Regions from separate parts of the Mus musculus genome. Here region 1 is linked to region 2. A link is a loop called in an ENCODE intact Hi-C map of the cell type or tissue named here. Cell type or tissue: gastrocnemius. All regions are shown on one strand.

Region 1 (5,000 bases), 460 kb after region 2:
AGGAGGGATAGGAGGGATTCTGGGCTTCACAGGACTGTGAGCATACACTAATCCTAAGGAGAGGCTGAAAATAAAAGACTAAACTGAGAGGATTCCCCTGACCACACAGCGAAGCACAGTCCTACGAGCTAACCATGACGGTACACGCCTATAATCCTAGCACTTACAAGACACAGACAAGAGAATCGCCACGAATATAATGTCACTCTCATCTGTGTGGCAAGTTCCAAGCTAAACAGGGTTATATGGGGAAAGATTGACTGTCCCCACCTCCAAAAGAAAAAAAAAAACTAGATGAGGAGCTGAGGAGATGGCTCAATTGACAAAGAGCTTGTCACACACACAGGAGGACCCAGGTTTGATTCCCCACTACCCACATGAAATCCAGGCGCAATGAATGATGCATGCCAAGAGCCCCAGATCTAGAGAACACAGACAGAAGGCTCTATGGAGCCTGCTGGCCAGCTTGTGTGGTCAGATTGCTAAGGTTTTGATCAAGGAAGAGATCTTGTCTTATAAAATAAGGTAAAAAGTAGATTAAGAAAAATTCTCAACAATGATCTCTAGCCTCTATACACATGCACACCCACACTGTTCAATGGATTTTGACTTGGAATTGAGGACCTAAGCATCCTTCAGCATTTGTAGTGCGTGGTTATGTGAAGCGACACTCTTAGCAGTGACAGTTATAAAGTTAAAATATCAGTCAACTCCAAAAGATATTGCAGATGATTTACATCTGCATCAAATATTCATCCAAGACAAGTTTATCTGTCAGGGAGTGGTGGCAGCGGCAGTGCACGCCTTTAATCCCAGCACTTGGGAGACAGAGGCAAGCAGATCTCTGAGTTCCAAGCCAGCCTGGTCTACAGAGTAAATTTCAGGACAGCCAGTGCTACAAAGAGAAATCCTGTCTTTTTTTAAAAAACAAAACAATCTTATTTTTGTTTATGTTTTTTGTGTATGTGTTTCAGGGTGTGTATATGTCCACAGAAGCCAGAGAGGGTATCAATTCCCTTGGAACTTGAGTTACAGATGATTGTGAGCCACCATGTGGGTGAAGGGAACCAGATTCAGGTTTCTAGGAGGAACAGTAAGAGCTTTGAACCACTGAACCCCAAGATTTAAATTTGATTTAAATCTTTATGTCAAAGTAAATAAAATTTTCGATCTTAATGTCAGAATCTTTCATGTCAGGGAGTAGCTTGCAGGAGTCAGTGCTTTCCTTCCGTCACACAGATCCTGGGATCAAACTCAGGCAAGCCTGCTCGGCATCAAGCACCTTTGCTTGCTGAGCCACCTCACTGGCTCCTTGAACAGATTCTTTATGGTTGATTATAAATGTAAATGTCTGGGGTGTATACTTATTTGCTGTGCCTATTCCCCCCCCCCAAAAAAACTGCATACAATTTGTTGGGCAACAAGGACTTGCTCACGAAAAGAGTTCAAGAAGTCCAGAATTCTTGAACATCTTTATGGATATGGGCATAAAAAAAATGAGAAGAATGAGAAACTACTCCTAAGTGTGGGATATTTTCTCATGAAAATCCCTGGCATTTAGACATTAAATGCACTCACTGAGAAGATAGAGAACCCAGAGTACATGAATGTTAATGGACTTTCCCCACCCAATAAAGGCCGACACAGATATATCTTCCCTGCTTCCTGATAAAAAGTTTCATCTTACTGTGCATCTTGCTATGTTTGGAGAAAGGTAACATTAAATTTTAATGTATTGCTGAGCCACAGAGAGAGAGACTGGACCATAAACTGTCTTTCTTGATCCACAGGCACAACACTTCGTCTGGATGTCTGGGATGGATGGAAGGAATTTCTCATGGGATGTCTTCTTGGGCAAAAACCTAAAGTCCAACACTACTTATCAAAAGAAGGACCAGTCCTCAAGTATGGAAGCTAAATCAGACATTAGATGGATTTAAGTCACTTAGTTCTAAGCCTCCATGAACCTGAATTCTCTGTAGAGACATAGTCCTGATGCAAACCAATTTCACCTCACACAATTCGATAAGATATTATTATTATTACTATTATTTTAGATATTTGATGATTCAATAGCAAGAGAGTCACTAGGACTGGTAATGGGTTGCAATTCAGGCAGATATTTCTCTGGAACACTAATTAAATCTGTGACAAATTTGGTTTGCATATCACTTGGTTGGTTGGTTGGTTGGTTGGTTGGTTGGTTGGTTGGTTGGTTTTTCAAGATAGGGTTTCTCTGTGTAGCCCTGGCTATCCTAGAACTTGCTCTGTAGATCTGGCTGGCCTCCAACTCAGAGATCTGCCTGCCTTTGTCTTCTGGGTGCTGGGATCAAAGGCATGCGCCACCATCACCTAGCACATATCATACTTATAATAACACTTTAAATATTCTTATCTTCAGAATAAATATTCTGCCATACATGTTTAATTATTTTATTAAGTAACAGTATTTAAAAAAAAAATCTGCCAAGTGATAGGCTGAAAACAGTGGCCACTTCTTCCCAAGCCCACATATATTAGCTAAATTTAATTGTTAAAACAATGTAACTCCAAATACAACTGTTGAATTTGCATTGAGTTACAACTGTAATTGCTTTTTAATTGAAAAAAGAAAAAGCCGGGGTTTAACAGCAGACATTTGTTACAAAACCGTAAGCTGCTATTTGATTTTAAATGATTGGTTGTATTCGAGCTTTGAAATGACAGTGAGTCTAGCTTCTCCTTTAGAGGCCTTATTAAGAGCTGGCTTGGCTGCCTGTCTTTACCTCCACCCAGATCCTTTGCACACAGTGGCCATAGTTACACCCCAAACAGGATACCAAACTGCCTTCTCTCTGTGTTTCTCTGGCATGAATCTCATTCTGTTTGAATGTGTTTGCTACGATCCAAATAAAAAGCTCTCCTCTCGATGGAGCAATAGTTCGCTCTTTTTTTTTTTTTTTTTTGCCTTATGTGAAGGATAATGTGTGTCTAGGGCTGTGGAACTGTGGAACGTGGCTGGCTTGGAGAAGCCGCGCAGCATTTATTTTATTGCATTAACAACCAGAAGCTACACAAGTCTCAGTTGAATTGTTTGTGATACGGTGTTTTAGAACAGCGCCCTCTTGTGGGCAATTTAACCACGCTTTTCTAAAGGGTAGGAGCCAGCAGTAGCTCCGAAGGCTTCATAGAGTGAACACAGGAGGCAGAGTTCTTACAACCATGAAATATACAAAAATTCCCATCAGTTTCTGTTTAGGGATAGTTGTAATACTGTTTCATATTCTAAATCCGAACAAATAGTTGTATTACTTTTAATACAACTGTGTTATTGAGTGCATTGCTCAAGATCAAACACTGTACTGTGTCTATTTATAAAAACAGTAATTCCATAGGGTGGGAACTCTTTACTTTGTTTTACAGGTAAGGAAACCGAGATTTCAAAGATGGGTATGGTAAGGCTGAAATGCTTTTTATTCCTCTCTACCTAATCAGCACATCTTTATTGAGCACTTATTATGTACCTTACGGTGAAGTCCTAAGAATTCAGCAGTAAGAAACGATGGTTGTTGTAGTCTATAAGCTTACAGCATAGAAGCTTCCTAGAGATGAACTAAGTCAATCGTTGTAAGCATGCTTGGCCCACAGTAAGCAGGCTATAACATCAAGGTTCATTGCTATTATTATTCAGTATGAGAGGGGCTATGACTGGGCACGCTGCAGATGGCACGTCATGGGAACAGTATGACGAGTGTCTGAGACCGGTAAAGAAGAGTCGAGAACTACAGGTTTGCATTCCGATAGGCGGTAAGGAAAAAGAAAGAAAGAAAGAAAGAAAGAAAGAAAGAAAGAAAGAAAGAAAGAAAGAAAGAAAGAAAGAAAGAAATCAGCATGTTAGAGTAGGTATTCCAGAACTATATGCAAAGACCTGGGAGCGAGATAGCTTTAAGGAACTGGGTGACCCGTGAGGAAAGCAGGCAGTCGGTAGGCAGAGGCTGGAAGTCCGAGAGAGACCTCCTCATGGAGAAGTATGAAGGAATTTTGTTTTACCTACCAAGCTTTGAGAAGACATTGGGAGTGGGAAGGAGCAAGACTGATCTTTAAAAACTAGCTCACACTGGGTGCAAGAGCCCCTACCTACAATCCCAGCACTCAAGAAGGTAGAGGCAGGAACGGGGTCCGAGGCCAGACTTAGCTACATAGTGAGTTCAAAACTAGTGTGGGCTATAGGAGAGCTTGTCTCAAAAAAAAAAAAAAAAAAAAAAAAAAAAAAAAAAAAGGAACTGATTGTGTGTGTGTGTGTGTTGTACATGTGTGTGTTGGATGTGTATGAATCTGTGTGCTCATGCATGGAAATTCCAGAAAGGTGTCAAGTGTCTCCCGAGACAGGGTCTCTCTCTCTGGCCCTCCAGCCAGGCCAGGGGGCAGCAAGTCCCAGCAATTCTGCCTCTGCCCTCACAGCGCCGGATTACAGGTTCACCTGAAGCGCTTTACCCGCTGTACCAATATCCCAGACCTTCTAAACCCTGCTTACGGTTAGCATAAGGAATGAGCATTGGTTTTGTCATTTCCTCGACTTACTAACCCTTTGTACCAAACTTGTTCCACTCGTTCAGGTACCAGAAAAGGGTAGCCCTGTACATCGCTGCTTTTCACGGACACACTGAGCTCACTGAATGGGCTCTGAAGCAGGGGGTGCAGCCCCATGAGGCAGTTGGGGTTCACCCTTATCGAGCATGGTGCCACGAAGCCCTTCACACAGATGTCTCTAACTGCCCGATTCACGCAGCCGCAGAAGCTGGCCAGCTGTTAATTCTGAAGGCCTTTGTCAACTGCAGTGTCCTGTGCCTGGAATGCAAGAACGCGGCAGGACAATCCCCCCTGGCCATCGCATCGAAACACCAACATAAAGACTGTGTGTTGTATTTACTGAGTAAAATGTGGTCCACGGTGTCTTTTCTAAAACTTTCAGTCCCGATGTGGATTTATATTAAAATAAAACAATGGATTCTCCGAGCTCA
Region 2 (5,000 bases):
GACACAAGCTAGAGTCATCAGAGAGAAGGGAGCCTTGATTGAGAACATATCTCCCTAAAATCACCCTATAGGAAAGCATGTAGAACATTTTAAAATTAGTGATTCATGGGAGAGAGCCCAACCCATTGTGGGTAGGGTGACCTACTGGCTGGTGGTCCTAGGTTGTATAATAAAGTAGACTGAGCAACATGGGAAGCAAGCCAGTAAGCAGCAGCCCTCCATGGCCTCTGCTGATATCAGTTACTACATCCAAATTCTTGCCCTGTGTGACTTCCTGTCCTCACTGCTTTTGATAATGAACTGTTCTGTGGAACTGTGAGAAAAATAAGTCCTTTCCTTCCCACATTAATTGATATTTCATCCCAGCAATAATAACTCTAGCTAAGACAAGTTAGTTCATCCAGGGGATGGGATATTCAGCACTAGACAGGAATGAGTTAACAAGCCAAGGAAATATGTAGAGGAGCTTAGACACACAGTGCTGTATGAAACAGGCCAGGTTTGCACCTCACTGTGTGGCATTCTGGAACAGGCCCAGCTATGGAGACAATAGGCAGGAGGGAAGGTATACGAACAGATGAAACACAAAATTTCAGTACAGAGAAAATACTCTGTGTTTTAAATATATTTACTTAAATTATATTTATTTAAAATATTCTCCCATGCAGAATGCCTGCCATTACATTTTCCAAAACTTAGAATGTAGCACACCAAGAAGGAGTGTAAATGACAGATTTGGGATTATAATGATGTGTCAACACAAGCCTATTAATGACAGCAAGTACTGCACTCTCCAGGGGTGTTGGTAGTGTGGCATTGTGCGTATGGACAGGAAGGGGGATGTGAAAGAAACCTCTGTTCCTCCTGTCAGTTTTCCTGTCAACCTAAAACTAGTCTAAAATTTCTCTCTTTAAAAAAGAAAATGAAATGTATAGGATCATAAATTGTCAAATACTCAGAGATAAATCTAGAAAGATTCCATTAAAATTAAGAGCCCGTATTCATCCAGATACACACTGAGAGATAGAAATAGGAAGCCAGGAGAGGGGGTGATCCCATGAAAACATATCGATGAAGGTCTCTTAGCTAGAGCGTGTCAGGAACCAGAACAATCATTAAGAAAAAGACAGATATTAAATAAGCAAAAAGGGAGAATGGCCACATGGAACACATGGGAACACGTGACAATCAGACATGAGGGAGAGTCACCCAAGCCACCAAGGAGTATCAGTACCATAAGCAAGAAACTCCAAAAACACAGGTAACAATACCAAGTCTCTGTCTCAGAAGAGAGGGACAAAGGGAACTTATGTGTTGCTCACTCTAACACATACACAACTACACCCCCCGTACAGACCCCACATACCACACACATGCAACACATACATACCACACACACAAACACATATACATATTATACAAACACACCACACATACACAACATATATCACATACACGTAAACACAACATAAACACACTACATACCACACATACACATATACCCAGCATACAGATACCACATACCACATACACACATCACATGCTACATATCACATACTTACAACACTACACACACATTGTATCACCACAGACACACACACACGCAGGCACCATACACACACACACACACAAATACATACCACATATACATACACACCACACACGTGCCACATACCACAGATACACACATACAGACTACATACACACACCCCATGCTACATACCACACACTGCACATACCACACACACACATACTTTATCACCACACACACATACATCCCATATATACAAACCACATATCACACCCACACACAAACCACAACATACACACTACATACGACACACACACACACAAACACAACATACATATATCACATACCAGATACACACCACATTATCACATACCACACACACACACCACACATACTACACTCACTACACTATATCACGACTCTCTCTCCCTCTCTCTCCCCTCCCCCCACCTCTGCCTCTCCTCGGAGATTGGACTTATGCGTGCAGGGCTATGTGCTACACTGGGTCACAGCTCCATCCCCCTTTTACCTTTTATTTTGAGAAGGATTTCACTAGGTTACCCAGACTGGCCTTGAACTTGCGTTAGCACCAAGGAAGGATCAACCTGGAGTTTTCTAGCTTCAGCCTTCTTACTAGCAGAATTACAAGGCGCAGTCTGCATTTCCCTTTGCCCATGGTTTGACATTATATACTAACGTTCAATGTATGAACATCCTATGTGACTGATCAGTTATGAAAACAAATGCCCAGAAGCTGTACAGAAACGGGGCTCAGTGTATGCACATGAACTGGGCTCAGTGTACGTGCCTTTCGGGGTTTCTATCTGAGCCGACTCATGATGGGCTCTTTTCAGCATCAATGAATAGTCAAGGTCTTCAGACAACTTGTTCCTCCTTGATTCCTGGTTCCAGTCAGTCACATCGTGCCATTTCCCCCACATATCAGCAGCTTTGTATATTTTCTGGGATTTTTTTGGAGGGGGGGGTGGGGTGGGGAATAGGGGCAGTATTTTTTATTGTGCGAAGGCAAAAGTGAATTTGTTCCAACACTGCCCTTCCTTCTGAAGAGGGTTAGTCTGGATGTCTTTGGTACTGCTTGGAAATGACACTAGGTGGCGCTCCTCCTTTTCAGTCCTCGCCGCCTGCTGGCAGCTGAGCAAAGGGGTTTTCCAGCACACGTGAGCCCTTGTGTTGCCAGAAAGGACAAGGTCATGCCAACCCGGAATGAGAATGGCGTGGAGAAGTCTGTCCTTTGGAGGAGGGTGAAGAACATCCTTCCTTATGACAGCTAGGGGCTTATTCAGCTTGCAGGTAGCTGTTCTACTTCTAGACAAGCCTCAGAAACTGATCAATCAGTACTTCCCGAAGGGACCCAAGAGGAGCAGAGTCCACGACCTCGCTCTCTCTGGGCAACCTTGGCTCAATCCTTCGCTGGGGCAAGCATTTACTGGTAGCCCATAAAGGGCTCAAACAGTGTCTGCTGTCCACTGAAGGGTGACGTTATATCATTTTGCAGGGAATGGGAGAAAGAAGGGCAGGTCTTCAAACTTCACGATCCATATCCTCTACTTACCCTTCCTAGCTGCTGGGAGACCCAAGAAACAAATATACGTGGAGATTGGCACCAAACTGCCTCCAGTTGTCCCCTACCCCAGGTGACTGTAAATTTCTGGAAAAAAAAAAGTCTCTGCTTCAACACTTTCTGTGCTACCCATACATCCATATATGCGCCCATCCACCCACCCACGGAGGAGCCTCCAGGCACGGCCACACTGCCTGCTTTGCTTTTCCATCTATTCGTTAGCCCTATTTTACCGTTGTCTGTTACTCCATGAGGTTGTGTGCACCCGCTGTGTTTAAAAACATTGCCCTTAAGCACATAGATGCTTTGTAATTGGTCCTGGATGACCCAGAGATCCAGCTGAATCAGTCTTCTGTAAGCCTGTTCCCACCTGTATAAACTACCCTATTCCAGTTTGTCAATTTGATTCTCTCTGTAATATAAGCCTTTCCTTGGGGGGAAAATATCTCATTAAAGTACTTTTGATCTGAAAATCTCCACCGAAAATTTGGAGAAGAAAAATGACTGGAGAGTTTAACCCTGAACTTTATGGTTGTTAACAACCACAATACCTGTGGTCACCCTACTTTCTCCCATCTCATGAACCTCTCTGGGACCTTTGGATCTTCCCAGTTCCCATATTCAAACCAAACTTCGATCCAATGTTTGCTCACCTAAAACCCATTGATGTATTAACCAAACTGAAGACCTTTCCTTCATAACAAACCGAGAGAGCAGAGATAGGACAATCCTCTCTTATGGCAGCAACCAACTTGCTTCTCTACGATGAAGCTTTCACCTGCTCATCTGATCCTGTAGCTTTACACATCTCTGTCTCAAGTTAGAATACGCCGTCCTCTTCCTATCTGCTCATGGTTTTATAGAGAACAAAATGCTTAGGAAGATGATAGACAGAAGTCTCCAAGAAAATCAATAGACCCTCTAAAAGTCTGGGATCTGAAGCTGAAGTTTTGAGTCTGGAAAAAAGGGGAATCCCTCTTACCTTTGCCACGATGACTGTCTAAAGAGGCGTGGAGAGTTGTAATTGTCTGTACTAGGTTTCTTATTTGTTGCAAGGAGGAGTGAAAAGAGGCCATGGTTCTCATTCTAGAATTTCCTCTGCTTCCCGAAGCAAAGACCTCCCCTCACTTTTAAACATGTTCATAAAGGGAGTTGCCGAAGCAGATTCACCTAGGAATCTCAGAGGCTCACAGCACCACTGTACATTGTCAGTCCTGCAGACCAAGGTAGTTTTACTTGTTTTCATTAAGAGGCCCCGTTCCCTCTACTAGCCTGGTCCATCTTCCTCTCCATCTTTACAGTTGCTGCCAGACAGAAAAAGATGGCAAAGGAGATGTGTCTGCTGCTTCTGTTCATCGTGGCCCTTTACAGAAACTTTGCTCACATTCCAAATGGCTCGCTACAGGCAAGCAGAGGGTTTGGGAAGCTTGACTGATCGGGAGGCACATGAACCTCTAAGGGACAGTTTGCTGTGTTGGTCACTGGCTGGAAATTCAAATTCCCATCTGGGTTTCTGTTCCATGTTCCTACCTTTTCTGGAAACATTTTTCATTTTTATTCTTTTAACCAATTAATTAGTTGATTAGTTTTTGTGTGTGGTGTACACACAGGTGTATGTGCATTTGCGTGTGGGCAGGCACACACATGTGCGCACACACAGAAGCTATGAGTCCATGGCAGGTGTCTTCCTCAACTGTTCTCCATCGTATATTTTGAGGCAGGGTCTCTCACTGGCCTAGAGCTTGCTGAGTTTACTGATTAGTGTTGTTGAAGTTTTAATCCCATCCCAGGATTTCTACCCCTCCCCTCCTCCTAATCATTCAGTTCCCAGATAAAAGATACACAACTTTTATTATTTGTAGTAAGCCTTAAACAGCATAATAGCTG

Evidence for each region. Hi-C counts contacts between places; a loop is a spot of excess contacts. Peaks named below come from ENCODE experiments on the same cell type or tissue, not always from the same donor. Only the 100,000 strongest peaks of a DNase experiment are listed, where the experiment ranks them.
Region 1: a loop joins it to region 2, with 8 times the contacts of the local background. A loop is called at or near these places in 27 of 42 quality-filtered maps.

The regions. Positions count from the first base shown.
Region 1 is chr3:57,665,329-57,670,328 of GRCm38, reverse strand. It overlaps Ankub1 (ankrin repeat and ubiquitin domain containing 1), which reads left to right. Exons shown (of 4, transcript NM_001033349.2): 4 at 1,791-2,907. The coding sequence ends at 1,918. Among named protein-coding and RNA genes, the nearest start is that of Commd2, 16 kb to the right of the region's middle. In gastrocnemius, a CTCF peak has its summit at 3,112 (motif pointing left); a DNase peak (open chromatin) is centred at 3,102; H3K4me3 peaks cover 468 bases; H3K27ac peaks cover 587 bases.
Region 2 is chr3:58,120,564-58,125,563 of GRCm38, reverse strand. It overlaps Gm40056 (a long non-coding RNA gene), which reads right to left. Exons shown (of 6, transcript XR_003954487.1): 4 at 3,105-3,200. Among named protein-coding and RNA genes, the nearest start is that of Gm40056, 34 kb to the right of the region's middle. In gastrocnemius, a CTCF peak has its summit at 2,661 (motif pointing right); DNase peaks (open chromatin) are centred at 197, 527, 788 and 2,677; H3K4me3 peaks cover 417 bases; H3K27ac peaks cover 490 bases.